Linked DNA regions of Homo sapiens: region 1 is linked to region 2. Evidence: chromatin loops called from intact Hi-C (ENCODE). Cell type or tissue: PC-9. All regions are shown on one strand. Links, peaks and the distances in the headings refer to the core of each region. The heading gives the core; the rest is flanking DNA.

The links. Peaks named below come from ENCODE experiments on the same cell type or tissue, not always from the same donor. Only the 100,000 strongest peaks of a DNase experiment are listed, where the experiment ranks them.
Region 1: a loop joins it to region 2, with 4 times the contacts of the local background. A loop is called at or near these places in 4 of 110 quality-filtered maps.

What each region holds. Positions count from the first base shown.
Region 1 is chr3:36,641,791-36,653,428 of GRCh38, reverse strand. No RefSeq gene overlaps it. Among named protein-coding and RNA genes, the nearest start is that of DCLK3, 120 kb to the left of the region's middle. In PC-9, for the core only: no CTCF peak of the experiment used is centred there; DNase peaks (open chromatin) are centred at 4,658 and 5,018; H3K4me3 peaks cover 600 bases; H3K27ac peaks cover 2,825 bases.
Region 2 is chr3:36,693,250-36,704,887 of GRCh38, reverse strand. No RefSeq gene overlaps it. Among named protein-coding and RNA genes, the nearest start is that of DCLK3, 65 kb to the left of the region's middle. RefSeq lists enhancers at 3,616-3,910, 6,165-6,819. In PC-9, for the core only: CTCF peaks have their summits at 3,515 and 3,714 (motif pointing right); DNase peaks (open chromatin) are centred at 2,917, 3,767 and 6,387; H3K27ac peaks cover 1,958 bases.

The DNA.
Region 1 (11,638 bases), core at 1,444-9,443, 51 kb after region 2:
CTAGAGAAAGACCACCAGGTGGGGGCAGGGATAGTTGTGTCTGAGCTCAGTTTCTCCTTGGGCAGGGCTTGCTGCAGCTGCTGTGAGGGATGGGGGTGTGGTTCCCAGTCCAGTGGAGTTATGTTCTCACAGGATTTATGGCTGCCTCTGCTGAGTCACACAGGTCACCAGGGAAGTTGGAGAAAGCTGGTAGTCACAGGCCTTGCTGTGCTTCCATGTGTCCTGCAGTCCTAAAGGCTAGTCTCACTCCCACCATGCCCCCACAACAGCACTGAGTCTAGTAGGGCAGCCAGTGACCAGGGCTGAGAACTTGCTGCAGGCCACCAGCCTCCCCACTGAGAAAGCAAGCCAACTCACCATTTTTCAATGTCTCAAGGAATCTGCAGTGGTGATACAGTTCCTTCAAAGGGTTATGGGTTCTCTCAGTTTTCCTGGTATGTTGGTGTCATTCTTAGAGCAAAAGTTCACTATGTGAGTCTCCGCACACTGCTTTGTCTGTCCAAGTGGGATCTGCAAGCTAGTTCTTCCTCCTATCTGCCATCTTCCAATAGATCTCCAAAGCTTCCTAAATACTAAATTAAGCCTAGACATATTGTAAAATAGGATGCAAGGTGTATAATAAAAATCAAAAGATATTATACAAGATTTCTAGGACATTTTGAAATCATAGTAAGATCTAGAAGCCATGCCTCCAAGATCCTTGAGTGTATGAGTTTATTCTTTACTATTAGAAGGTCTTCAGTGAAAATTAAGAAGCCTCTTCAAAGAGCTTCACCTGTTTAAGGTGGTCCTTGCTGCTGTGAGGAAAGAAAGAATCCCAGACATCATCAATGCCTACATTTTATATTGCACAGATGTTGCCCTTGTCATTTGATCATGTCACTGGCCCTTTTCCTGAAGACTTTCTGGATATGGTGTTTGAGAGGAGGTTGCAGAGTTTGCAGAAGTTCTGGAGGGTTTTTTCTCCCCTGGCTGACATTCAAAGAGAATTTTTTTTTTTTTTTTGCTTGGGTTACAAGAAGGTTGATATCTCATTAACAGTGATGACAGATTGCAGGGGCTCTAAGACAGCCTCATGCCAACTTTGAAACAACCAATATGTTTATGAAATCATTTAATCCATAATTACGGCATGTAATGAAAGGGACTGGTAGCTTGGCATTGGCATTTACAAGATGGTCACCATGATATGTTTCTATGAATTACAGATTCAGCAATGTGTGTAGTTTATGAGCAATGAGAGAAAATGATCCATCTGGCCAGTTTCTGAAACTTGTTGAGGCAAGAGTAATGTCTTTAATCAATCCAAAAATAAAAATTATACTATTGAGTTATTTTGCTGTTCTGCAAAATATATTAGTTAGTGTCATATTCCTCTGTTCCTTAGCATTTCCTCAGGGATTTGAGAAACAGAGGGGGCAACACTCTTCAGTTTTGCTGATTATAAATTTGTTAATTTGCAAAGATGTGACAGATGTGGTACAATTATTTTTCTGTTGCAATTCAGAGACAACAGAGCCAGGGCTTTGAGTGTACTGCTTGCACTGACTTTGAAAAATTACTTGAGTTACCTTTTATTGGTTAAGTCTAGAGCCACAATTTGGCCCTAAATAAGACTGCAGACAGAGCGTCTGTGAGATTTCTATGAACTCTAGGTTTTTCTATCACTTTTCATGGTAGAATGCAACCCCTCTCTGAACTCTTGCTGCATTGATCTCTGTTTCAGTGGGTCATTAACTGTGCTCACAAGCTATTTATTCCTTTTTGAGCACCTTAGAAAGCCCTCATGTGTCAGCCTTTATAATCACAGGTATGTGTTATGTTTGGGTTTACAAGTCAATATATATTTAACAAATTCATGTTTACCATGACCTTTGGTGTTTTTATTTGGAAGGCGATGATAATAGTATTAATACTTACGGTGGTCATGAGGATTAAATGGTCAGCAAGTGTGAAGCACCAGCACATTGATGCTTAGTCACTGTCAGCTTGAGTGCCTTCTTTCCATCACTGTACATATCCGGCAGGTCCTCTCAGGGCAGGGAAGGGGTCCTGCATGTAACTGAGACTCCCTTGGTTTTTATGGGTGTGGGGTGATGCCCAGACTTAATCAAACCAAGACTGTGAACTTGTACATTGAGCATCAACAGAACCAGACAAGTATTAGCTGACTATCATTGTTGTATGGGTTACGTACACATTTTCTATTAATATTTCATATTCTTTAAAAATCCACATTTTGAGGAAGAAAGTTATAATTTTGTCTGTTGAATTTCAGCTACTCTTATGGCCCTCAGGTACACTGCTCTTTGCATTTTATCTATATGATTCTGCTAGATTTTAGTATTAGAGCTAAGATGTGTGTATTAAAGATGCTGTCTGTGGGTAGCCAGAATTCATAGGGGTGGTAGGCTTGGCACTGGAAACCAAATCTGTTTCTTCTACACCTGCCTCACCATTCTCTAATTGTCTATTTGGGGGATGTTTGAGTGATTTGGGCTGGATCACATGTGGCCAGGCGATCTGCAGATAACGCATTTTTTTTTTTTTGAAACAGGGTATCTCTCTGTCACCCAGGCTGGAGTGCAGTGACGCTATTATAGTTCACTGCAGCTTCAACCTCCCAGGCTCAGTCAATCCTCCCACCTCAGCTTCCCAAGTAGCTGGGACTATAGTCGTGCAACACCATGCCTGGCTAATTTTTTAAGTTTTTGTAGAGATGAGGTCTTCTATGTTGCCCAGGCTGGTCTTGAACTCCTGAGTTCAAGTGATCCTCCAACCTCAACCTCCCAAAGTGTTGGGATTACAGGCATGAGCCACCATGCCTGGCTTGGAGATAACACTTAATAAACTTTAGTATGACCTCAGTATTCATGAATACTTTTCATTCCAGCATAAGATAATGTCTAATAGTCATGACCTAGTTCTGGAGTTTATAAAAATATTAGGTCAATTGATATTTTTAGAAAGAGCCACTTCCTCTGTTATTCTTAGAGAAATAACTATGATGTCAGCACAGATAGTATGATAAATATGTTCATTGTAGCTCTGTTTATAATAACAACAACAAAGATTGTAGTTATGCATAATTGTTATTGAGATATCAATCTCTTTGGAACCTATGCAAGAAAAATTATTCCACTTCTCCTTGTCAGTCTAGAAGAAAATCCTGTGAAACCACATCAGCCCTGCAAACTTCTGGCAGGCACAACATCTGGAATACCTCATGAAAATGGTCAGTGGAAGGGGCAGAGGAGAAAGGGCTGCATCTATAGAGTATGAAAGTTACTCCTGGCCCAATAGTAACCCCCTTTAATGATAGAAAACAACCATAGAGGCATGTCTCTCTGACGTTCTCAGTAATAACTGCAAGAATAAATGTCTACACCTACGTGTTGAGGAGGTAATGTGAGGGTGGTCTAGAGTCAAGCTGATATTTTCCACCTGAATTTAAAGATTTCCTAGAGGTCTTAGATTTTATCTTTAAATATTAATATACATTCTGTATTTTACTCCACAGTAATCCATCCTTTATTCTAATATATAAGAAATTTGAAGTTACTGCTTTTAAGTGAATTTGATGCCCCAAGAAACTCTGCTGTTTATTTTGGGCTTTAAGGAGCCTATTACCTTAAAGTTTAATACCTGAAGTTGGGTGCAATTTCTCTTTTGTTAGACATACTCTCTGTCACTTTATCTTAGAAATAGGTGCTCTGATGATTCCTGAGGAAATGGTAGCTCCTGATGAGGAGGTAATGCCAGATATGCAGCTTCCTTGGAGGTGAAGGGGAGCCCCCAAGAGTAGATGAAGAGATGAAGAGGGAGGATGGGGGTTGCTCTCAGGAGCACGGAGGCAACATGTCATACACACAGTGGCCTGGGTCCTGTTGAGGTCCAGCCTACTCAGCTCTGCCATAGCAAGAACATGGCCACTCTCACTGAAGCCAGGCATGGACCTTGGAAGAGAATCTGATTCTGGGAAATGAGGTGGGTGCAGCACAGATAATATGTAAGGATCAGTTCACCATTCTGGCTGTAATAACAGATGGAATGAGGAGAAACAGGACTTCTGTAATAACATATGGAATGAGCAGAAACAGGACATAGTCCAGGTATGTAGGGCTGTCTTGAAGGCAGTAAGAAAGCAGGGCTCAGTCTGTGTGTCACTTGGGGCCAGAGAAGAATTTCTCTCTTGGTTCTGGATACCTCAATGGAATAGAAAAACCGAAGCACTCAGGAGACCCTTACACAGGGGACCAGATGGGCAGGCTGGCCTTTGCTGGAGGATGGGATACCATCCATTTTTTGTGTAAAATCAGGGTTTCCTACTTTAAAATGAAGATCTGGAAAAGATGATTTCCCAACTCCATTGGCTGTTGACAGCCTCTGGATTTGTCTGATGTTAGGAGAACTAATCAGGATGGCATTAGGACTGAGATCAGGAACTGATGCTGTGTGCAAGGACTAATGAGGGCCAACAGAAAGGGGAAGAGGAGAGAACCAATATTAAAAGCATGAGCACAATCTTATAGGCAAAGGAGTTTGAGAGTAATCACTAGCCAAGAAGTAATAAAAAGATTACTCATAAGTGACATTTGTGGCTGTCTGTGTTGTCAAAAATATGTGCGAGTTGGCAGAGCTTTTAGCATACTTTCAGCTTGGTCAACATTTGGTTAAGACTAAAACTGTTCGGGCATAGATTTACTGTGAATGAGTCACACACAAATGAATGAGTTTGAAAAGGGGTTTAGGATTTTTCAGATGTTGATAGTTCATAGAATGGCTTGATCTTTCAAGGAGGTAGATAATTCTTCACTTTTTTTTTAATAAGAAGAAAAATGTGGGTTCCTTTTTAAGTTCCCATCCCTTATTGCTATAATTTTTAACATAAAACATATTTAGACAACTAATGATGAGAAAAAATGAGATGCATGAGGTAGGCAGTCAGAGTCTTAGGAATTCATGATTTCGTGAAATTCCTTTGAAGTCTCATAATTGCATTTCTCAATATTACATAAGAAAACTGGCTATGCAAAAAGATGCGAGAATTCTGAAGTTTTTTAGATGTAAGATAAACATTCAAATACTGTATATGACACTACGTAAAATAGTATATTTTGTTTCTAAGTCTTATGTAAAAGATTCATTTAACTAAAAATGGGATTTTTTTTGAGACAAGCATGAAAAAAAATTGTACATAAGTTCCTTGATGCTCATTGTGAATGTCTAACTGAACAATTTTCTGTGTTTTCACATTTCATTCTTTAGAAATCTAGCATCTGATTCCAGGATAAACACTGTAACCTTTATTGAGCAGAAATATTTGATGGTCCTGAAACAGCTTTCATTCTCCTCTGCAAGAGACGTCTGCTGGATGTACAGACTTTCCAGCTCACCTCTCTCAGGGCTGGCTTAAATTTGGAGAGTATGAACCATATTCCCTAAAGAAAGGTTCAAATTATATAGTTTCCTCTTTTTGCTTTCTGTAGGAAGCCAGTAAATTGCTTGTTCTGCTCTGATGTTGTGGGGAGAGGCATCATCATTGTCATTATTGTGATCATAACATCAACCTTCATAATTTTAAAAACTGGACAGATTTGTTTACTCATATGTTTATATATTGATGTAGTCTTGTGATATATGTTGACTGGTCACAAAATCAGCTTTAAGTAGTTGCTGACATCATAGGGATGATGAAAGTGTCAGGCAATTCTGCAAGCACACCAAGAGAAATATGATTGGCGCAAGGCAGAAGTCTTGAGCCAGCTCAAATGCTTTCTAAACATAAGCGGATAAATACAAGCAAACAAACAAGAGTCATAGTAGCACGAGATGTACAAAAACAAAACAAAACAAAACAAAAAACAACCCAGGGTTCTAACAGAGATAGGAAAGGTGACAGTTTCATAATATTATGTGGGGGAAACCAACTCTTAAAGTTTTTGCTAAGTAGCTGATTAATGTCACATTTAAAAAACCCAAAGAATAATTCTGCCTGAGATTGTTGCTGATATTTTCATTGTGTCAATATTTTGCTATTTCCATGCTCAAAAGAAAGCCATCTTTTAATAAACCAAAGCTACTTCCCACACTTCAATTTCAATTTGTCTTGCTCTCCTATAAATAAGATGTGACCTGAGTACTGTACCAGGAGTGAGTTTTAGCTAGAATTGAGCTTTAACACAGTCATTTGCTGCATAGCTTTTCACAAGGTAATCTTTCTGAGCCTCAGATTCTTCCTGTATACAATTACTGTTTGGTTTATAGGGTTGATTACGTGGATCAAATGAGATACAAAATGTAAAGCATTTGGAAATCTCAAACAGTATTCACACATGAGTATTCACACATAATTATTTGTCTATTCTGGTAGATAGATATTTTTAACATTCCTTATTATTCCACTTAAAAATTTTCTTGAATATTCTCCAGATTAATTTGAAATTATTTGGTTAATTTTTCCAAAATATTTGTTTCTACATTAGAGTATGTTAAATTTGTATGTTAATTTGGGAAGGATTGACATCTTGACCACAATAAGTGTTTTAATTTAGTAACATGACATATTGATCACTTTTATATCTAATGATACAATTTTTCTGCTTATTTATTTTATACTTGAAATTGATAATCTTTGTTTTTAAACTGGAAATTTAATTCATTTACATTTACTATATGTACGGATGTATCTGAGTTTAAATGTGCTATCATATTTTGTATTTTTTATTTGTTATAATCATTGTCCTATCCCCTATTTTTTCTTTAAGAATATTTAAAATTCCATTTTCTCTTACTTAAAAGTGATAGAGTGTTTCTGTTCTTTTGGTGGTCACTCTAAAAATCATTACTTTATCAAATTCTAAACAATACTGTTAGCTTATTCCAGAAAAAACAAGAACCTGAGAAAACTTTAACTCTGCTTACCTGACTGATAGTGTTATAAGAAATATTGAACACTTCTCATCCCTCATTGCACATTTTCTTAATCCTCTCACCTCCTTCTTGTGGGAACCGGCTCAGCACTCATGCACTCATAGTCTGAATGCATGAGTGTGAGGAGGCTAATGATCATTTAGGGACAGAAGCTACTGAATTATTACTCCTGTTTTCTGCCCTTCACTTGCACAATTCTGTGGTGCATTCATTTTACTTCGCTTCTCAGAAAGCCTGGTGAGATTGAGATACAGTTTTTCACAGAAGAAACCTGGTCAAGAAGAATCCATCTTTTGGCTTTCTCTCCTTTCCTGTTTTGCTCTCCCTAGTCTCCTACTCTCCTCCCCTGAAAATAAATTGCATGCAAGCCTGTGTTTCAGGCTCTACTTTCCAGGGGGCATTATAGGCTAAAACACTGTGTGTTTTAGATGTATGTCTTAACTTCATGTATTGACCTTTGTTCTTCATTTCTTTTGCACATCTAGGACTGACCTGGGGAATTTTGACATTCACAATTCAGAGAGAGAAAGAGGAAATTTAAAAAGGAAATAGTAAAGAAAGAATATAAACTATCTTTATTTCCAGATGACGTGGTTCTATACATAGAAAATTCCAAATAATCCACATACACACAAAAACTACTAGAGTCAATCAATTAATTCAGCAAATTTGCAGCATGCAAGATAAACAGACAAAATTACTATACACTAGAAATGAACAATCTGAAAATAAAATTAATAAAGCAATTTTATTTACAATAGCACCCATAAGAATAATATACCCAAAATAAATTTATTCAAGAAGGAAAAATTCTTGTCCATTGAAAACTATAAAATGTTATTGAAAGAAATTGAAGACATAAATAAATGGAGAGATATCCTGTATCTAATAAATGGAAGAATAATTATTGTTAAAATATTTATGCTGCTCAAAATGGTCTATAAATTCAATATGTCCCTATCAAAATTTCAATAGCATTTTTCACAGAAACAGAAAAAAACAACTCTAAAATTAGAATGGAACCACCAAAAGCCCAGAATAGACCCAGCAATCCCGAGAAAGAAAAAGGAAGTTGAAGGTATCACACTGTCTAGTTAAAACTTATGTTACAGAGCTGTAGTAATCAAAACTATGTGGGATTGGCGTTAAAAGAGACCAGGGGACCAAAGAGCCGAGAAATAAACCCAAGTAGATACAGTCAACTACTTTTTGACCATGTCCCCAAGAACACACAATGGGGAAAAGATAATCTCTTTAATAAATGATGTAAAGAAACTGGATATCCAGATGCAAAATAATAAAATTGGATCCTTAGCTCCTAGAAGAAAAACACAATGGGCTGGGCACTGTGGCTCATGTCTGTAATCCCAGCACTTTGGGAAGCCAAGGCTGAGGAATCACTTGAGCCCAGGAGTTTGAGACCAGCCTAGGCAAATCCTCAAAATATTGAAAATATGACCCAGCAATCCCTCTTCTGGGCATATATCCATAGGAAATGATATCAATACCTAGTAAAGATATCTTCACTGCTATGTTCACTGCAGCATTACTCACAATAGTGAAGACATGGAAACAACCTAAATGCCCATCAACAGATGACTGGGTAAAGACATTGTAGAATATAAAGTGAAATGTTATTCAACTTTTACAAGAAGAAGATCCTGTAATTTGCACCAAAATTGAAGCTGGAGGACATTATGTTAAGTGAAATAAACCAGACACAGAAAGAAAAATATTGAATAATCTCTCTTATGTATGGAATCTAAAAAAGAAAATAAAAAGTCAAATATATAGAAACTGAGAATAAAAAGACTAGTTATCAGAGCCTAGATTGGAGACATGGGGTGGGGGGGGGTAAATGAAGAGATGTTGGTTAAAGAGTATAAAGTAGTTATTATGTAGGATGACTAAACCTCAAGATATAAAGTACAGCTTGAGGAATACAGTTAATAATAGTGTACTGTATACCAGGAAATTTTTAAGAGAGTATATTTTAGGTGCTCTTACTATACACACATAAGGTAACTATGTGAGTTGATGTATATTCAAAATTGTTTATCTGTAGTTATCATTTCACTAGTATATGGATATCAAAATATCATGTCATATACCTTAAATGTATATAATAAAAATAAAAGAGCCCAAAACCTCTCAAGTTAGATAATAGACTTAAGTATAAACCTTGAAACTTTAAACCTTCTAGAAGAAAAATAGTAGAAAATCTTTAAAAATATTTAAATGACCAATAGGCATATGAAAACCAAAGTGGTATATTACTACATATGTAGCAGAATGGCTAAAATGAAAAAGACTAAAAATAGTAAGTGTGTGAGAATGCAGACCAACTAGAAATGACCTACATTTTTCATAGAAATGTAAAATAGTAAAACTACTCTGCAAAACTCTGTTTCAGCTTTTCATTCTTTCAACCAAGCAATTCCACTCTTAGCTGTGTATACCCAGGAGAAAAGAGTGCATATCTTCACTAAAAGAATTATACAAGAATATTCAAAGTTATTTTGTGCATAATAGCCAAAAAGTAAACCTGTCTGCCATCTGAAAAAATGATAATAAAATTGTGTGCCAATCATACAATAAAGTATTACTTTGTCAAAATAAAATTAAACAAAAGAAAAACACAAACAAACAAATTCATGGCATACATAACCCCCCAGAGATTGAATCTCAATTGCAGATGCTGAGTAAGAGAAGTCAAAACAAAAGAGAGCATATGATATGATTCCATGTTTATGATGCATAATAAACAAAATTATGGTCCCTGCTATAGTTTAGATATTTGTGCCCTCCAAATCTTGTGTTGAAGTTTGATCCCCAATGTTGGAGGTGGCCCAATGGGAGGTCTTTGGGTCATGGGGATCCTGCAGGAATAGGTTAAGGCCTTCCCTGGAAGGGGGTAGTAAGTTCTTCCTCTTTTAGTTCCCATGAAAACTGGTTGTTAAAGAGCCTGGTACTTCCTGTCTCCCTCATGCTTCCTCTCTCACCGTGTGATCTCTGCCCATACCAACTCCCCTTTGTTTTTCACCATGAATGGAAGGAGCCTGCGGCCCTCATCGGAAGCAGATGTTGGCTCCATACTTCTTGCGCAACCTGCAGAATGGTGAGCCAACTAACCGTCTTTTCTTTATAAACTGCCCAACCTCAGGTGTTCCTTTACGGCAACACAAATGGATTAAAGACTTGGAAAATTCAGAATACATTCTTTATTCAGGGGATGAGTATCGACTAGCAAGGAGAATGTCAGAACTTTTGGGCATGGTGGAAAATGTTCTCTACCTTGATCTCGGTGGTATTACACAATGCATAATTATGTTAAAATTAATTAAGCTGTATTCTTAAGCTTTTTGCATTTTGTTTTATGCAAATTATACCTCAATTAAGAACTGTTCTTAGAAAAAAAAGATGATAAAGACTCTTGAAAAGTGACAATTGAGAGAAGTTAGGTAACAAATATTCAGTATATAAATAACAGGGATTCCTTAAGAAGAAACCAAAAGCAATGGAATAGAAGAAACACAAAAAAGCATAATGGAAAAAGATTTTGAAATTTGAAGGTTTGAAACAATATTAAAATGACACATTATTTCCCTGGGAAAATCAATCTAGAACCACAAACTGAGACTTCTTCCCACAGAAGTACTGTCACTCAATTTGATCTAATGGTACAAGGTTAGTTTTGAAGGCCAAACAGAACTGGTTTCTAATGCTTATTCCTCAACTCGCTAAATTTGTGACCTAGGAAAATTTTGTAACTTTTCTGAGTTTTTTCCTCATCAGGAGAAGGATAATAACTGTAATAAAATAGTTTATATAACAGAAAGAAATATGATCACATGACAGTGTACATGAGCCATAATTAGTTAAGAATATATGGCCGGGCACGGTGGCTCACGCCTGTAATCCCAGCTCTCAGGGAGGCAAGAGGTGGGAGGATAGCTTGAGCCCAGGAGTTCGAGACCTGCCTGGGCAATATAGCGAGACCCCGTTCTCCAGAAAAAGGAAAAAAATAATAAGCGTAAGAATATATTTACTCTGAGTTCTCTTTTACCCACTTAAAAATGTAGACAAACAATGGAAGAAAAACAGAAAAATGTTCAAAAATAAATATTCTTCCATTATTTCTAGAAAAAAGTCACAATACACTAAAAAGAGTTAGAGAGGACCTAGTTTTACTGAGCAACCTTCCTCAAACCCTGAAGCAGCTGTAATCTCTATCTAACACCAGAGATGAAAGTCTTGACTAGATCCAACCCCTCCAGTCCCCTTTGTCTAGCACTGACTGAGGAAGTCCACTCTAGCCTTAGAAAAACATGGGTTTCCAAGCATTCCTCAGAGACGCACTCAACTGTTCAGCTCTGAAGGTATGGAGGAATATGTCAAACTGGTTTGGTTGAAGGCCGGGCTGAACTACATGACCAGGCCACTCACCTGAATCAAAGTCAGTGAAAGGGTACCATTCCCCAGAGCTCTGTTGCAGGACATTGGATGCTCCAGAGAGGGGGTGGTGGGCATAGGAATATCAATCAGAAGAAACATCAGACAATGGACCCAAGGCATAATTAAATAATGTCCACCTTTCACTAAAACCCAGGAAAGTTCTCATTCAAAAACTGATATTTTAAAGAAAACCCAGGTATAAATCTTTATGACTTTGGATTAGACACTGATTTCTTAGATATACACAAAC
Region 2 (11,638 bases), core at 1,833-9,832:
TCAGGTGGAAAGAGGGCTTATTGAAGGGTCGTGGGGGGAATCTCCAGGAAAAGATCTTCCTGAGAATAAGACAGTCACCTGCTTGGCTTCTCCAGTCTTGCTGTCCCTCTGAGGCTCAGTGAGCTCTCGGCAAGGCCTTGGAACAGGGTGTTCTCTCTTTTCTCTGCTGCACTCCAGTGCACTTCACACCGGCTTCCTGGGTCTTGCTCACTCACATTTATGGGTGTCTTGGAGCCCGCTCTGGCCCCCAAGCCTCCATTACCTTACAGCTTGTCTCCTTAGAGCTAATCTGATTGATACTGAGTCATGTATGGATCTTTTTTAGAGGAAAGAAATTCTCAGGGTTCCATATCCGAATTCCTGGGGAAGAAACTGACTCAGCCTGGGTCAGGTGTCCACCTCCAGTCCAATTAGCTGTGTCAGCTAGTGGCGGCAGGTCACATGGTACATGGGCTGGCCTTTTTAGAGGAGAATGAGTGTGGGTAGATTTCAAAGAAGAGGAGGGTCTTGGGTGTGTAGGAAATGGTTAGAGTGTCTAGTGCCATCCCTAAGTGCTACTTCCCTACTTTCTGCCCATCACTCTGGAGCACAGCCCGGTAAGCTTTCCTTTCAAGGAAACATGATCTTCTGATAGTCTCACTCCCTGGCCTTCTGTTTTGGGTTCTGATGTTGGTAGATTGCTTAGAGAGGTCTTCCTCACACCAAGATTAAATATTAAGACACCCTCCTGTGTATACACTTATTAAATATTTAAACAGTAAATATTTCATCCATCCAGAATTTTTTTTGGTGCAAGGAGTTAAATAGGGAATCCAGCTCTATTTTTCTCCTCCAGGAGCTAATCACTTGTTCTGACACAATTCTTATTTATCTATTCATTTTTAAAAAAAATTTCAAGAATACCTCATTTATTATATACTACATTTTCTTATGCATTAAGTCTATATCTAGGCCATATTCTGTTTCATTAGCCTGCGAATCCATGTGCCAGAGTTGCAATAGTTTAGTTAGTATGGGCTTCTTCTTCTTTTTTTTTTTTTGAAACAGGGTCTCACTTTGTCACTCAGGCTGGAGTACAGTGGCACAATCACTGCTCACTCTAGCCCTGACCACCTGGACTCAATCAATCCTCCCGCCTTGGTCTCCCCAGTAGCTGGGACTACAGGTACACACCATCATGCCCGGCTAAGTTTTGTATTTTTTGTAGAGATGGGGTTACACCACACTGCCCAGGCTGGGCTCAAACTCCTGGGCTCAAGTGATTCTCCTGCCTCAGCCTCTCAAAGTGCTGGGATTATAGGAGTGAGCCACCGTGCCCAGATGGGCTGCTTCTTTTAAACTGTGGAGTCATTTCTCACATCCTGTGATTATTCCCATTGTTTATTTTCATAGACAAGACTGGTCTCATTTGCATAATACTGGACACTCGGGCAGGTCCATTGAGGGTCAGTGGAGGGCTTCCTCTCCATGGAGGGAGGCATCTTACCATAGGAGTGCCACCTTTGAGCATTTTCTCTTCCATGTCCATGTCAGCAGCCCAAGGCTGCCAAGAGCAAGGTCTTCTCACCACCCAGCCCAGTGGCCAATGGCAGGAGTCATTACCAGCAGGGCCTATGTACCCTAGGGCTGACTATCCCCATGTACAGTGTATGCAGGATGATCACCAATGAGAGCTGAGGTCACCCTCAATTCCATTCCTTGGGACCTTGGCAACAGGCCACAGGGCCACTCCTGCAAGGCATTGTTCTCCACTGACTGCAAGCACCATCCACCTCCATCTCTAACTTCTTTGGTCCCAAGCTCAGGTGAAAGCCAGGTTCCTGGCATCCCATCACTTCATGCCCAGTTGAGCCCTTCTTAGACGTCCATGTAGCAGATGGTGAAAAGGACAGCACTTCTTCCAGGTTCCCTTTATCAGTTTAACCCCTATTTCAGTTTTTAAGTTTTAGGCTTAAAGCCCTTCTCTGGCTTCCTGTTAAGAAACCTGTTAGGATTTAGAACGTTGTTTTTTTTTTGAGACAGAGTCTCGCTCTGTCGCCCAGGCTGGAGTGCGTTGGTGCCATCTCGGCTCACTGCAAGCTCCGCCTTCCGGGTTCACGCCATTCTCCTGCCTCAGCCTCCCGGGTAGCTGGGACTGCAGGTGCCTGCCATCACGCCGGGCTAATTTTTTTGTATTTTTAGTACTGACGGGGGTTCACGGTGTTAGCCAGGATGGTCTCGATCTCCTGATCTTGTGATCCTCCCGCCTCGGCCTCCCAAAGTGCTGGGGTTACAGGCGTGAGCCACTGCGCCCGGCTGACTTAGAATTTCTTACCCTGAAGTTTATTTTGTTATTTTGATGGAGATTTGATGGGGGAAGAGAATAAATTACATGGACTTAATTTACCACTTGGATTGGAGGTGCTACATTTTTTTAAAGGAAGTAGTGGGAAAGTAAATTATTCCTTTCCTTGAAAGCAGTGCTTCTAAAATGTGGATCTGCAATAGATGTATTATTTAGCCATAATTCTACCTTTCCACCTCTCCCTCATCCTAGGCAACCTTCGTGGGAGGGAATGTGCTTCTCTCCTCCATTGATGTTAGCCATGTGACTGGCTTTGGCCAATGAGATATGAGCAGAGGCTTTACATATATTTGCCTGTTTGGCCTCTCGTGCTTCTGCCGTCTGCATGTCCTGAGAACTTCTGGTTCACAGATGAGAGACACATGGAGCAGACATGAACCTGGCCTGTAGACTGATGCAGAGTGGCCCTAAGTGACCTGCAGACACGTGAATGAGGAAAACAAATCGTTGTTACTGTAAGTCATTGAAACATTGGGGTTGTTACACAGCATGGCACTATCTCAGCCAAAACCTGACTAATACTGAGTCACGTATGGATCTTTTTTAGAGGAAAGAAATTCTGGCAAACTCTCTGTGTTGATATTACTTACTAATTCATTTAACAAATAATACTGTGTGTGTGAGTGAGAGAGAGAGACAGCGAGAGAGAGAGAGAGAGAGAGAGAGAGAGAGAGAGAGAGAGAGAGAGAGAGAGGAAGACCAGTTAGAAGTAATTAAATCATTTTATACAATGAAACTTAAATATTTCAAACAATACTAGGTATACATTTCTTACCCTTGTAATCAATAATCATAAAGCAAAATAACATTGCAAATTAAGTTAAAATAAAACTACATCAATAATCTATGTCAACTTAATGGGGTAGATGATGCTTTTCTTTCTTATTTTTCATGCTACAAACAAGCTCCTAACTGCTCTGTCTCAGGTTCTTTTGAGTTAGGTGTGCTTACACCCTTGTGAACCCTGCATCACTTAAGTCTCACATCACTTTTCCGTAATCACTGTGGAGCTTGCAGCTGAGTCCTTTGGCTTTTGTTAGTATAAATGCTTCCTTAATGAGTTAGTCCACTTCTGTTCTGTTTCATTAACCTTCAACAATTAAAATAACAGCACCTGCCACGACCTCCTAGCAATATCCTAACAATGCAAAATAAAGGTCTGGAATCTGGTTTTATGATTTTCCTTTACTTTATCAGTCTGACAACCTGGCATATGTTTGGATTAACTTTAAAAATTTATTATAAAAGTGAAAAATAATGCAACAGATCACACATCTTGGACTTTGATAGCATACTCATTCAGTTTGAGACCCTCTCCATTGAAGCACATTTTGTTGATGTTGAAGAGAAAGGAAAGACAAACCAGGCTTTGCACAGCCTGGGCAGCAGGTGGTGCTCTTGACATTGGAATCACACAGGGCCTGCAGTCCTGGGTGCGTTGGTCGTCTATGAGATATAATTTACTGGTGTTGCATTGCAGTGGGTTTGTTGCTTTTTAATCTTTAAAAAATACCCTCTATGTGATGACCTTATCTGGGCCGAGTCAGCCAAGCTTAGCCTAATAAAGCACAGGCAAGTGACTGCTGGGCTGCAGTTTGGTCCTTGGGCTATGTTCTATATATATATACATACATATATATATATATATATATACACATATATATATATATATATATATATATTTTTTTTTTTTTTTTTTTTTTTTTTTTTCCTGGGCTGTAAAAGCAATGCTGGCCCCAGCCTGATAGCCAGTGGTTTGCTGGGGAGACCTTTGTACCTCCCTAGATACAGGCAGACTGGATCTTTCTAAGCTAGTCCACTCCAGAGCCCCACACTTGCAGGCTAGCTGGTCAATTCTCATGCTAAGGCAGAGGTATAAGTCCTTTCTGCTCTAGTCTGCAAACAGTCAAAAGGGTCTTTAAAATGCAAATCTGGTGATTTTACCCTTAGCAACATGAAAATCCCAGTATACATTTCTCTTCAATTGTGTGGGATCATAAGACACTTTGTTTTCAATTTGCTATGTGGCCTCAACCACGCTAAGGCTTGTTTTTCTATTTGGAATCTTGGAATAACAGCATCTTCTTAAGGATGTTCATTTATAGGATGTCTCACTTATATGATTTATAATGAAAGTCACCCGGAGTTTTTCTGGAGATATTCAACATAGAGTCATAAAGTTTAAGATGTAGCTATCATCTTGTTCACCTTACTCCTCTTACATCTGGATATCTAATGCCCAGGAAGGGGAAATAAACTTGCTCAAGGGAGCCGAGTGGATGAGTAACACAGCTTAGGTCTTTCTCTTCCAATCCAGTTTTTAAAAACACCAGAATTTCCCCCCAACCATAGTGCAAAACCTATGTACATTGTCATGCTGGCATTGTACTAGGGGCTGTTCACCTGGGTCTGTCTGGCCCAGGTAATCCCTATTGTTGAAATAGATTGAACTCATGCTGTAGACTGACAATATTATATACATTCAGTCTCCAATAATGTAACTCAATCTAGGGCATCGTCAAGTGTGGGACTTGTAGACATTATAACATCAGATTGAAGATATCTTTGATGACATACATATATCTATGCTTCCAGATTTTAGGGACTCCCATAACAAGTGTGGCTTTTTTTTAAGTTGAGGGCTAATTAACATATAATAAAACACACTGATCTTAAGTGTTTAGTTTGATGAGTTTTGACAATTGAGTAATTGCCTTTTGAGAACAAAACTGACTATACATCTAAGTCTCACATAAGGCCTGTCTGGAAAGGAAGACAAAAATCTTAGAGACCCTGCCAGTTCTCCTGGTCTTCTTAAGAAAAATATTCTGATTATGCATTCCCAGAAATTCACCAAACCTCCTATACCTTGTGAGAAATATGCCTGAGCCAATTTTATTTAGAACTCAAAGGGCAAAGTGACCACACACAACAGCTGTAGCTGCTAATCAGAGGCTCTGATTTGTGTTTCCAGGTGCCCCTCACTAAGGATCCAGTCACTCTTCACTAATGCAGGTCAAATACTAGGTTTGTCTTGGTCCACTATGGGGACTGTGTGTGGCTATGGGTTTTAAATGCTTGGATTTTAATTCCTTACTTCTGAGTCTTTGTCCTCAGTCTCCATCTTATATTTCCTCCTAGGTCCCTATAATTCTAGTAGCAGGTTTTGCAAAGTCTGGTCCTGCCCAAGTGTTTGGGGTGGTATAAACCTGAGTCTTTAATGTAGGGTGGGCGGGAAGGATCACCTCTTTTATGTTGTAATATTGTTTTGTTTTTTGTTTTTTTGTGATGGAGTTTCGCTCTTGTTGCCCAGACTGGAGTACAATGGCACAATTTTGGCTCACTGCAACTTTTGCCTCCTGGGTTCGAGCGATGCTCCTGCCTCAGCCTCCCGAGTAGCTGGGATTACAGGCATGTGCCATCACGCCCAGCTAATTTTTTGTATTTTTAGTAGAGACAGGGTTTCACCATATTGGTCAGGCTGGTCTTGAACTCCTGACCTCTGGTGATCCACCCGCCTTGGCCTCTCAAAATGCTGGTATTACAGGCATGAGCCACCGTGCCCAGCCTTTTTATGTTGTAATATAGAAGCCCCATGCTGCTAGGCTGACAGGAAGTTTCACCTCTGGTATAACTGTGGGCATCTCTTCACCCTGGGGTTGTGCCAAGGTCCTGGGGGTCCTTCATGGAGATACACAAAGGGGAAAACCTCTCCAGTCATGAGCCATGGGTCCACACTGGCTAGTGCTGAGGCCTGTTTATGTTTCACTTGAGACACCATAATCTTTGGTGAGGCCAGGAGGCCTGGTGCTTTGGGTCACTGGTCCAGCCCCCTGACCCCAGTATCCCCTCGAGGTCTTAGGACCTACTTGGAATACTGTCCCCATAAACTCATGGGGCTCATAGACATTTTTACCATCAGGAGTTCTGCCCTGCACTCTCTCGTTGCCAGCATAAGAGCCCTCTTTCCATTGTTTATGGGACACCCAGTATTTCCTCATCAGAGGGTTGTTACAGAGAACAGAACAGGTTTCTGACCTCAAGTAGCTTCTGTCCCTGGCTCTGCAAAAATGCCCTGAGGTAAAGAATTACAAAGGCTGCTTGCATGAAATCCAATGAGAGGAAAACAGTGCTGAGCAGAACACAGGTTAATATCTCAAAGGAAGTATTCTCTTTCAAGTGTTTATAGTACCTTGATGGCCTGCTTTGCTTATGATGCTCCACGGTTCTCTTTCCTGCTCACTTTCAGAACATTCTGTGTCCCCTTTGTCTGCTGGAGTTCCCCTGTAAGACTAAGAGTTATCATGGCAGGGACTTCATGATACTTTTACCTGGAAATAGTCATTTTCTGTACCCAGCTGGGCTGAAAGAACACCTCTTGGCACATTCCAACAGTGGTCCTGGCTGATTTGATGTCTAATGCAACCCAACAAAGAAAATAAATAAATTGCTTTATTTCAAATTGAACTTGGGTATGTCTGAGTTTTTCCTTATTATACTCATTACCAGGACTGGATAAATATTGGCAGTTGAACAAGAGTGAGCAGGTGAGAGAAAGAATTAAAAGCAGGGTGAAGCTTTGACTTTTAGGGTATACCCTTTTGGTTTAGGTTTTGCTGGTGTCTTCAGGCTCTGCATTTTGGCACATCATCAAGGAACCAGGATATGGTGCTGTGGGCAGTATCATGTTCCTTTTACGCCAGGCGAGGAGAGAATCTATCCTTGTCACCAGGGGACACTGTGTGTCTGGCCTGGGGAGCTAGCTTGGCTGTGATCAGGGAGCGACTGACTTTAGTTAGGTGCAGCAATGCCTGGGCCTGCATCCTGCTCCCTGACCCTAAACCTGAGGGATTGGAACTATATTGGCTTCTGATAAATGCTTTCCCTGACAATCTGTGTTTGGTATCTTTCTCATTTTCTGCCATGCTACGTTTAGTCTCTCAAAATGGGATATTTCTGTCTGACGAGATAAGGGTTATGTCATCATAACAAGATATTCTTGCTCATGGCAATGACAAGCTTCATGGATAAACTCTAAATGTGCAGACCTGGTCCCTGATCCTCACCCAATCTCCTTGGCTTAGCTTCCCTCCATCCCAGAGGTCAGCGAGGGAGAGTGTGGGTGGACCAGGCTCAGGGATGGACTGATGCTTTGACAGGGAGCAGGAGAGGGATAAGCTGAGGCTGTCGGGGGTCAGAGGATGGGGTTGTTGATAGGAAAGGGCTCAGAAGCTGAGTGACGCTGGGGGAAGCTGTGGGGTTGTGGGAGGGGCTTATGCACATTTACAAAAAAGCATAAGAGTGCTTTTTACACTTTGATAAGGTCTATTTTGTTATAGATGCTATAAAAAGCTAGATTAAAAGTCCTGAAAGTCAGAAGGGGTTTGTTAAATTGCTGCTTTGAGATCTTCTGATTCTTCCTATGGACAGTGCCAGCCATGGAGAGCATGTTTTCCGGGATTAACCAGGATGTGAGCTGAGCTGAGCTGCATCTGCTGTAAAGGGATGTCTGGAAGGACAGGGCCTGGGGGCCTGGAGACAGCTGTGAGGCTGTGGCCACACTTGAGGGTTGCAAAGCACTCAAGGTACATTTCTGCCCCATCTCTGTCTGTGAGAAAGAGAAAGTTTGTTAGGGTTTGAATGTCAGTCCTGGGGACAACTAATTCTCTCTCTCTCTCTCTCTTTCTCTCACCAGCTAAAAGCCTCAATTTCTCGATCAGGGTAGTAATAAATGCATAGGGCTGCTTTGCCCAAGCTTGCCTGGAACTAGCTGTCGTGAAAAGAAGATAAGGTCTTGGGACTGAAATGTTCAAATTGTACAATTTTTTTTTCTAATAACAGAGTTGCTGACAGTTGTGAGGACTATACCATTTTAACCTTTTAAAATAGTTGAGGTCAGCCAACATTTTAAAATCAGAGAACTAAAATGAGTTAGACATACCCAGGACATGTTGGGCATGTTGATTATGACTTCAGATATGTGGGTTTTCAGATGCTGAAAAAGATCAATTTGTTATAAACCAAATTTCCATTGATATGATGAAAGTGTGTTTTTTATGGATGCAAACTGCAAAACCTCAGCAATATTTAGGTTTGAAAGTTGTGTGGAAGGTTGTCAATGTTTTGGTGACTTACAATATTTACTTTTCTAGGGCAGTTTGCTTGTCAACTCTCCAGGATTGGTTGAACATTTCCTAGAACCTTCTAGAATACTCCTAACTTCTAAGAATTTGTTTTTTTCTAGAAGGTTTGGGAGAGTTAGGCTAGGTCAGATACATAGGAGGCGTATGAGCACATTGTCTTACCCAGAACCATGACTTCTCCACAGTTGTTTCCAGCACTCTCCTGCCCTTCCTTCCACAAAAAAAGGAGGGAAATACTTCCTAGCCTTAACCTCACAAGTACCCACGGTTGATCACGGAGTGATTAGTTTCCTTGACAAAGTATTTTTAAATTTTTTTGGAGGGAAATATGGTAGTGTGTTAGTCAGCTATTACATGTAATGAGCAACCACAAAAATCTCAGGAATATACAACAGGAACATTCATCTGCAGGTTAGTGGATGTGTCTGTTGATCTCAGCTGGGTTTGCCCATGTATCATGAGTTGGCTGAGGATTGACTGATGTAACACAGCTGAGTGGATCTGCTTTGACTGCAATAGCTGGGGAAGCTCTACTTCTCACTGCAAGTCTGTAGGTCTCTTGGGCAGTGTCTCTCATGCTTCCTGGGCCAGCAGTCTATCCAGGGCATGTCCTTATTATGGCAATGGCAGAAGTACACAGGAATACTCCACTACAAAAGCATATTTCAAGCCTCAGCTTCATGACATATCTGCTCAGATCCCATTGGTAACTTTGAGAGCTGATCCCAAAATCAAGGGGTGGTGAAATACACTCCACTGGTGTCAACACAGGGAACTGGAAAATCACGTGGGAAAGGGTGTGGACATAGGGAGGTGTAAAAAATTGGCCTTCAAAATGTAATCTACCACAGTGCATATGAGATACTTCTCTGTATTGCTCAAAAAACCTCAATGGCTTTGCAATACCCTTTGCCTGGCACTGAAGTCTAAAGGCAATCCTTTACCTTCCTTTATAACCTTCTTTTCTATCACCTTTCAGTAATACCTCCCACCTTCACCTCCCAGCCAAACACATCTTAAACATGCCTACGTTTCCTTGGGCAGCCCTCTCTAGTTGTTTACCTAAGCTCCATTCTTGCTTCATAGTGAAATGTAGGGTCTGCTTCCTCCTTGCAGCTCTTGGAGGGCTGGACAGGTCTATTGTACCTCCAAATCTCTGGCATCCAGCCTGGCACCTAGCATGCTGTCGAGTGCTTAGTAAGTTATTTTTTATTTTTATTTTTGCCCAGGAGCTGGGAGTGAAAAAGGAAGGAGAAAGGAAAGTTAAGAGGATCCAGAGCCTCTGCCTCATCCAGCTTCAGGGTACCCTGTCCCTGTCATTCTCACATTGGAGTTAGGACACAGCTGAGACAGAGCAATTCATGGGGTATTTTCAAGTCCTACTTTCATTTCCCTGGATACTCAAACTGATTGTTCTTCTATTCCAATACCTGATTTTCAGCCTCATTGATCTGCCTCTATTAGTTTATTCAGGGTTGATTAGGTGATGAGACAATTGGCTTGTATTAACTGGATAATAAAATATATATATTTATGAGCTGTGAAACCATCTCCTTATACTGTTGGTCCCATCTTGTGGGTCTTATCCTGGGGTTTGTTCATGTTGCTATCCTCCTGGAATATTTTTACCTTCCTAGAAGTCAAAGAAAAATTCAAATTCCATCTCTTGGGGCCTTTTTTAGAGTCAGAGAGCTCAAGGGAAATCCTATCTTCATCACTCTTTAAGTAAATTACTTAATCACTCTGACTCTTGGATTCTTCATTTTTAAAGATTAAACAATATAACGTGCCAAATGTTTAAGATGGGCATCATACACAGTGTATGTAAAAATCTACCCTTTTATAATGAAAAATTTCAGATATATTCCAAAGTAGAGAACATTATAAACTTCTAGGTACCTAAGACCCAGCTTTAATAGCTAGCAACATTTTGCCAATCTTGTTACATCAGTCCTCCCGCTTTTTATGTTTTTGGAGAGTTTTTAAGCAAACCCCAAACATTATATCATTTTACCCTTAAATCCATGTAGTAGACTGTTGAAAAATGTTCCCCTTATATTTTCCAGTGTCCGTGGGTCTTTGGGCTCCTAAAGCTCTCTAGTTTCTGCTCGGTATACTTAGCAATTAATCATGTAGCTTTGCCATGATTTTCCTTTGTTTCCCAAGGAAAATTGAAAGCAAGAGCAGAAGATTTTGCTTAGCCTTGTCCTTATGTTCAGCTATGTGATAAGAGTCATGGGGGTGTTAGAATAGGCAGACAGCCAGAAATGAGCAGGCAAGGGAGTCCCTGGGAAAATAAGTCCTAGAGATGCTGCCCACTGACAGCAAAAAAAGACAGTGGCTACACTGGCTGCTTCTGGCCTTGTGGTTGGGCTCCTCTGACCCCGAAGGGGACTTATTTGGCCCTTGCTGGAGATAACCATGGTAGGGACTTTCCCTGCTGTCAAGCATGCACACTCCTCCAGTAACTCAACATAGAGTACCCTTTTGCCCATTAGAGTAGTAAAAACACACCCCTTGGTGGAGATTTTAAATGCTGGAGAGACATGCGATGTGTGTACTAGCACGGACAACCACAGAGCATGCATGTCCAAGGGGACTTCCTAAAACGTGCTTGCAAGTGACACCCTCTCATGCCCTTACATGAATAATCATGTAGGATTCTCATAAAGAGAGTCCTGTGGCACTAGCTGCTACTGGCTCAGTCTCTCTTTCAGGCAGCCCACTCTGACTTCTTCTCGTACTGTCTCTTTAAACACTTTCTTGATGACACTGCTACTGTTATTTTTCCAGCTGGGCCAGCCTGAAGCTGTTTTCCAGCTGCATCAGCCCAATCCTCTTTGGGAGTGTACTCTTATGTCTTTAATAAACCTTTTGCTTGCATTACTAATTGTCTCTTGGCTGAATTCTTTCTCCCAAATCTCCCAGGATCAAGGACCATGCACCCCTGCTGGTAGCAGGGGGACAAGAAAATGTGTTTCAACAAATAAACAATAAAGGAGAGTAGTTGTTACAGCAGGTGCTACTGATGCATGGGGACTATGGAAACAGTTGAGTTTTGTATTTGAAGGATGAGTAGGATTAGCTGTGAATCATGTTAGCAGGGTTGGGGCTAACCTTCAATCAAAGGTTGATATATGAAGTATTTCTA